3 separate regions of the Mus musculus genome follow, and regions 2 and 3 are each linked to region 1. The links are chromatin loops, found by intact Hi-C in ENCODE. Cell type or tissue: gastrocnemius. All regions are shown on one strand.

Region 1 (2,500 bases):
TTTGTGTGCTTGTCTGGTCTTTAGGCAGATTCTCACTATGCAGAGAAGGCTAGCCTTGAACTCACTGAGACCTGCCTGCCTCTGCCTCCTGAGCAAGGCCTGGCATTGGTGCATTTTCCTCTTGGAGACCCAGTCTCATAATGCAGACCAAATTGTCTCCAATCCTGTGATGATAGCTTTACAGTACCCACTAATTCTGGCTTCGGGTTCCTTTTGGAAATAGGGCAGAGAAATATGGGCCACAATTGCCTGTGGGAAACCCTGGGAGGCTACGAATTATAAAGAAAGGAGAGATCATAACATAAACAAAAAAAAAAAAAATCAGATCCTGAGCCACTAAAGGCTGGAAGAGGGGAGAAGGGGAGGGGAAGAGGGAGGAAGAGGAGGGGAGGGAGGAGGGAATGGAGAGGGAAGGGCAACGGTAGAGCAGGAGGGAGCAGGGGGAGGGCTCCTTACTGCCCCTCACTGCCAATCTCTAGTTTTCTTCCAGAAACACATTAAAACACTTCCTTCTCTATGTAATGAGGTCATTGTATATAACATGACCCCAGGTTCTCAGTCACTTGAAAACAAGGTGTCCCCTTTCAAAGAAGCCAGCTGTAGCACACTAAGCAGTGTTGGCAACCACAAAAATCCGTCACTGGATACAAGACAGCACAGGTGTGTGTCCCTGAAGTACTGGGGCGGCATCTCTTTTTAATGATAGCTATCTGCCAGCAACACATTTCTCGGGTAGAGCTGTCAATGAATGCACAAGTAAAACACCGTCAAACTACAGGAGTCAACTTTCTATAAAATGGCAGGAGAGAAAAGTGAATTTTCTTAGACTAATACGATTTAGATCACCAGGTACAGGGAGCTGTGTCACTGGAGCTCATTCTAAGGGACATGTCGGGATTTGGGGTGTAAGTTTCCAGGAGCATTGAACTAGGCATCATCCCCTGCACCGCAGAGGAACAAAACAGAAAACAAGGAAGTGCCAGAAGGCCAGGGAAGGCCGGAGCCTTCCAGCTGGCATGTGAGTACGCTGTGCTGATTGGAACGGTAGCACGGTAAACGACTCCTGGCTCTCCCTCTGTACCAAGGTACTTACACACTAGCAATAGACAACATGAACACGCATGTTATTTAACCCCCCCTTAAAAAAATTAGACTACCCCTGGCTACCATTAACTCACTCAACCCCAGGTAACCCTGAAGTCCCTGTCTCTTATTCCTTCACTCAAAGCAGGGGTTGAAGCAATGACTAAATAAATGAAGTATGCACCCTTCCACCCGCTCATCCCTGAGATGTACACTAAAGCTCTACAGCGTCAAAGGCCTGAGTCCTGCAGCCCTCCTGAGGGGCTGCCAAGTGCCCTGCGCTCCCGGCAAGGAACTGCACGGGACACGATAACCTTAGGAAACATTCTGTGTTGTCCGGCAACTGCAGATCCACATCTTGGGAAGGAAGTGGACCAACAGCCAAGTGTCACTAAACAAACATACCCTCCCCTGAACTTGGAGGCAAACAGTACTGATACCATAGCTAATCAGTTACCAGCAGACAGGGTTCGCTGGAAAATAATGAGAGCAGAAGACATGCACTCACATATATTCGGCTACCACTGTGCTTGCTCCTGCACCCAAGACTAGACAGAAGCAAGAGGTACTACAGACCCAGAGGTAGGGAGTAGGGCCTCACTCTAGAATTAGTTACTTCTAGAGATAGCAAGACGTAGGTTGCCCTTCCCTTTCAAACCAAAGCATAAATAACCCTGTAATGAACAATTCTGGTGTTCCAGGAATGTTAGACAACCACCCTGCCACTCAAAGAGCTCAGCTACATTAGTGAGACTCAAGGTTGTCACCGATCAAATTAGCCACCAGCACTAAGAAACCTACCATACCAACTGTGATGAGACCATACCAACTGTTGAGAACTGCCCCATAGCACTACTGAATCACGCATTATCATCCATCCACCCAGCCTCTGCAGCACTTCTGGTACATTCTTTCTACACCCACCTGACTGCCTCAGTCCTGATTTTACCTTGCCCTGACAACCATTACAGGTACTCGTTTCAAAAATGAATGAGTAGTCTTTATTTAGAGGACCCCATCAGGAGGTGTAAGTACATTTGCAATAGAGCTTCTGTGATTTCCATGGTTGCTATGGTGTTGCTAGGACACCAGGGCTGCGTGTGATGGACAGACAGAGAAGTGACTTCTGCCCACTCCCTCTCAGGCCGCTCTGGGGTGCAGGAGCCGGCCAACCCTTCATCCTTCACTCTCAAGCAGACACAGCCACTTCCTGCCCTAGATGCCACTACTCTGCTGATCCAAGTGAGCCCTCCTGGATGCCACAATGCAATGGCCCAGACCTTTTTCCATGACCAAGGCTTGATCCTCAATCTCCAACCATCACAGACAAGTGCAGACAGAGTCTGGTAGCCTGGGGCAGTATCACAGACTCCCATGAGATTGGTCCTTGGCCCTAGTAGCTCTTCCATAGTCTAAG
Region 2 (2,500 bases), 84 kb after region 1:
AAAATTTCACAAATCACTATTAACTATCCTCCTTAGAAACTTGGGGTAGTTTGGAGACACTCCTGCTGGCCACACACTTCATGCTTATCAGCCCGTCTAATCGATGCATATTTACTGAGGGCTTTGGTGTACCAGGACTTGACCAACACTGGCCCGGGGCAGAGCAGCGTAAGATTCCAGAGTGGAACAGTTCAGCAGTCCCTGAACAGAGTTGAGAGGGCCTGAGGCAAACCTGCCTGGAGAACAACCCTTAGCTAAAAAAGGGAAAGTTTCCTGGTTTTTAGAACTCATCTGGGCAAAACATTACAGTCAAATAGAATGAGCTGGCTTTTTCCAGTTAAATGGGGTGGGTAGGGGCATTTGAAAGTGCCAGGGAATTATGGGGGCAGGAGGGGGGTGGAGAGAAAAAAAAAAAACCCAGAGACAAATTGACCAAAAGATTGAAAACAGCTGTAATAGAGAGGCATGTAACTAGGCACCTCTGACCAAATGCAATGCCCAACACTGACTCTGAAGTAAATCCCCAAAAAATTGTACTAGAACTCATGAAAATATTTTGTCTAAACCAAAGGGCATGCACCTCACGCAGATGGAACTGGGACCACTCAGGATTAGAATCCAACAGACAAGCTTAGCTGTACTCGTCAGTCAGCCCTGTGCAACTGAGCAGACAGGCTCTGCCATGATATAAAAAGGAAACCTGAGAAATGAGCCGTGGTGGTGGAAAAAACAAAACAAAACAAAACAACTCCAAGATTCTTTGATCAAAGTAATTACACGTCCAAACAAAACTCCAATACAAGGAAACCACTTCAGCCCGCTTCTCATCACCCCTATCAGCAACCTCCAGCACACCCATCATTAGACTATCAGCGCCAACACAACCCAGGGCAGAGTGCAGGCTTGACTCATCTCCAGCATCCCCCACAACGCCAATGCGCAGTAGGCACCCAATAAATACTTGTTGCATGAAAGGGTGAGAACACCTCCCATAGCAACAGGCCCAGACTTCTCCCTCAGAAGGACCTTTCTCCTGAATTATAAGTTAGGGCAACTCCCTGGCAAACCTTTCAAATAAATTCAACAAACATTTATCAAGTGCCCAGAATGTGCCAGCACTCGGCATTCTTTTGGCAGTGAGATGTGAAGATGACTAACGCAGTCAGCCCGTAACACCCCAAGGGCCTCGGTCTTGAACAAGAAGCACATGCCGTAAAATACAGTGGGAAAACGCCACGGAGTTGGACCGGCTGTGGGAACTCGGGTGAGGGAACGGGTAATTAGGCAGGAGGCAAAAGAGAGGGTGAGGCCAGAGGACACACAGAAACTCAGTTCCAGTCCTCAGCACCCTAACATGTGCGCTCTCGGTCCCTCTAAAACCAAGAAGCCCTGAGGCTCCTTCATATCTACCATGGCAGTTGTTGCTGGAGGCCCAGGTTCATTTCAGCAGGATGTGGAGACAGGCGCTGCATATCTTGGGAAGTCGCTGCATGGTAGCCGAAGTTCTAACCGCGTCAGAGCACTGATCTGAGGATCGTGGTGCTATCTCTGTCCCGGGGTCACAGATAAGAATCTTGAAGCCCAGAGTCACTGGGAAAACAAAACAATCCTAACCTCATCCGCCTATTAGGCAAGCGCTTGCCACAGGCTACGACACCAGCCAGCCATGGATTTATTTGGTTCTGGGTTCTGCACTGCACTGACTAATACATTGAACTCTCGGGTTCTGGGAACACAGTTCTAAAGCCATGCTTCTGCATCTCTGTCACCAAACTCTTTCCATTAACGGGACAGCTAAAGAAGCCACCTTTTTTTTTTTTTTTTTTTTTTGGCTCTGGATAGCAGCAGAAACTCAATATAAAGATCAACAGTCAGGCAAGGGTGCAAGCAATTAATCCGGAGGCAGATGGACCTAAATTTAAGGCCAGCCTGGGCTACACAGAAAAATCCTGTCTTTAAAAAAAAAAAAAAAAAAAAAAAAAAAGAATTATATACTCAAATACTCAAAGAGTTCCATCTGCCTGCCTCTGTCCTTTCTAGTCCTGGCACTACAGACAGACACGGCCACGCCCTGCTGAGGTTTCAGTGTTTCTAAGGACTTTTACCCTTTTCTTTTTTTGGTAAATGAAATCCTAGGGTGGTTTCTGAGATACACTAGATAGGAAAACAGGCTGATAAGATAAAATCCTGAGTCACAACGACAGAAAGAATCCTTACAGTACTAGGTGACAAGGGAGTTAAGACAAGATTTTGGCTGTAAACAATGTCCACAATCTGGTTTAAGATTTTCCAGATAGTTAAAGGCTTGCAGCTTGGGGAAGGGAGTAAGGTTAAACTCAGCAGCAACTTATACATATTTGACTGCTATTTAACACTCTCATTTGAAATATCTTTTTAAAAAAATATTCTCTCTATGCAATGAGACACAGTTAACTGTTAGGTGTGGCAGAATCCAATTCTACCAAGAGAATTCAAGCGACTCTATGTGAGAGGCTTCCTT
Region 3 (2,500 bases), 480 kb after region 1:
GCTCAGTTTGCTTTCTTATAGAACCTAGGACTACCAGCCCAGGGATGGCACCACCCACAATGGGCCTCCTTCCTTGATCACTAATTGAGAAAATGTTTTATTGCTGGATCTCATGGAGGCATTTCCTCGAGGGAGGCTCCTTTCTTTGTGATAACTCCAGCTTGTGTCAAGTTGACTGACCAGCCAGTACAGTGTGCTTTTGTGAACTTCATGCATTCTTGCTGGGACACAGACATAATGTATGGAACCCTACTAACTCTCTGGACCATGAGGCAAACCAGGGAATGAAGGTTATTTATGCAGTGGATAATGTGGAAGAGAAGGGAAAGAGAGCGTGTCTTGGATGTCAATTTAGAGCTGCCAAACCAATCGGATGTGTCACTTTCCAGTTGACTCCATCTCGCTGGTTTCCAATCTGTGTTCCTGTCTCCATACCTCCCTGCTCTCTTATTTTCCTCCTCCTCTCTCAATGCCTTTCCCTCTTCCCTACAAGTGTCTTTCTCACATTCATATCTTTGATATGTCTCGTGAACCACTAAGTTTAACCAGGGCAGCCACTGTGACCACGAGTCTGGGGCCATGGAAACTAGCCTTAGAGAAGGTGGTATCAATATCTGTTCTTAGCCAGCACTTGTTCTTAGCACCCCTGCGGCTCAGGGTCTTTGCAAAGAGAGGCCTTTCTGACTAATGCCGAGGGTGGCATAGCATTTGCCTATAGTGAAATTGCCTATACTTTTAGAAGTAGTATGGTGTTTTAAAAAGTATAATTTGGAAGAAAGTTGGGATAGTACATTTTCCTTTTACCTTTTAGTATTCTTAAAAGTGCTTAGATGTTTAAAATTAAAAAAGACTTAATTTATCCACTATGAAATAACTTCTACCTGAGCCTCTCACTATCTTATGAAGGTCCAGGGAAGCAGAGACAGGTCTTGTCTCCTGTACTTGCGTGGAAGGCACAGGGTGGTGCAGATCTAGATAGAAAAGTCACTTGAGTACTATGCTTACAATGTAGAAAAAAATATGACTTTGTGTCATGTATGTCAAATATAATATAATAATATCCATTACATTTTATAGTCACAACAACAGCAAAACCTTAAAATTGAAATCTTTCGATTTGAAGCCCATTTTTTGTGGGGTCTGGGTTTTCAGATGTGTCTTGGCTTCCCTCTAGTGGCAGCTGAGGCAAATTGAATCAAAACCTGGTATTCCTTTCTGAAATTTTACTTACTTCCCTCTCTTTTTAATAAAATAAATATCAAGTGTGGATACAAAGTGTGGGCTCGTTCTGGGATCCTCTTACATATGTCTTGGCACTTGGTTCTTGCTCATCCCTCTCCTGCCCTCCCTCTCTGTCCCTACAGATGGTCCCCTTCCCTCAGTAATGCTCATTTATCTACATAAGAATAAAAATGCAAATACTTAAATATCAGTAATGATGGCTGGAATACACGCAGTCAAACCAGAGGTTTTGGAATATTTTAAATACTTAGGTTATTTTGAATTTATTCTTTCAATGTTTTCCAGGATTTAAAAAAAATTTTTTTACTTGAAGTTTTCATGCATATATTTTTTGATGCTGGTAGTGTGTGAATGTATATGTACTCATTTCCACAAAAATCAGTCCTGTGTTCAGATATAGGTGTGAAAAATTTATGCCTTATGTAATACATTATATATATATATACATATATATAAATAAATACATACATATAGCATATATATAACATATGTGTGTGTGTGTTTTGGAAAAAAGTTAAGTTTTGGGAAGAAAGCATATTCATATGGGTTTTTTGTCAAAATTAATATGTTACAAAAGTGCTAAATCTGAACTTTATCAACACTTTATCACAGAGAGTTCAGAAGATGGAACAACACTGGTGTCTTAGGGTTTTTATTTCTCTGATAACACCATGACCAAAACCAGATTGGGTCAGGAATGGTTCATCCAAGCTTGGATCCCCATACTTACACAGCAAGCATTTTACCCACAGAGCTATTTCCCTGTTATTAAGGGGTAGTTGTATGTGTGCAGGGTTATACATTAGGGGAGATTAAGGGAGCCTCTGAAAGGAAAGACAGCTCTTATCCTAGGGTCTTGCATGACTTCCTGGTTGACTGAGAGACAGGACTAGAACACATCATCAGATAAAGAAAGACAAGCCTCAGAGATGGGGCATGCTTTCCTAAAAACATCTAAGGCAATGATGTTAAAACAACAAAGGAAGGATGGCCAGGGGTGGATGTTTCTAACCCTGGGCTTCGCTGTGTTAGAACGTCCTCTTGTCCCTGATGGAAACAAGCATTGCACAAAACCACTGTGAGAGGGCATTCCCTAAGATAAGAAAAATAAGTAGCCAACTCTGGATTGTTTTTCTCAATTTTAAAACTTTATTTAAAATTTAAGCCTTTAAACCTTGTTCTAGGACGGTACTGGCACCATTGTCTGTCACAGGCTCTGATGTACCAAATTCAATTACTCTTCCGACTCACGTCTGGA

Evidence for each region. A loop is a pair of places that touch in the nucleus more often than their neighbours do. Peaks named below come from ENCODE experiments on the same cell type or tissue, not always from the same donor. Only the 100,000 strongest peaks of a DNase experiment are listed, where the experiment ranks them.
Region 2: it touches region 1 in a loop (2.1-fold over the local background); 6 of 42 quality-filtered maps call a loop at or near these places.
Region 3: a loop joins it to region 1, with 4 times the contacts of the local background. A loop is called at or near these places in 11 of 42 quality-filtered maps.

What each region holds. Positions count from the first base shown.
Region 1 is chr5:103,820,220-103,822,719 of GRCm38, reverse strand. The region is part of intron 7 of Aff1 (AF4/FMR2 family, member 1); the gene reads right to left. Among named protein-coding and RNA genes, the nearest start is that of Gm42139, 64 kb to the left of the region's middle. In gastrocnemius, no CTCF peak of the experiment used is centred here; a DNase peak (open chromatin) is centred at 1,007; H3K4me3 peaks cover 185 bases; H3K27ac peaks cover 2,500 bases.
Region 2 is chr5:103,736,368-103,738,867 of GRCm38, reverse strand. It overlaps a transcript of Aff1 not described here. Among named protein-coding and RNA genes, the nearest start is that of Aff1, 17 kb to the left of the region's middle. In gastrocnemius, no CTCF peak of the experiment used is centred here; no DNase peak of the experiment used is centred here; H3K27ac peaks cover 2,130 bases.
Region 3 is chr5:103,342,739-103,345,238 of GRCm38, reverse strand. No RefSeq gene overlaps it. Among named protein-coding and RNA genes, the nearest start is that of 1700021F02Rik, 2.6 kb to the left of the region's middle. In gastrocnemius, a CTCF peak has its summit at 1,172 (motif pointing left); a DNase peak (open chromatin) is centred at 1,165.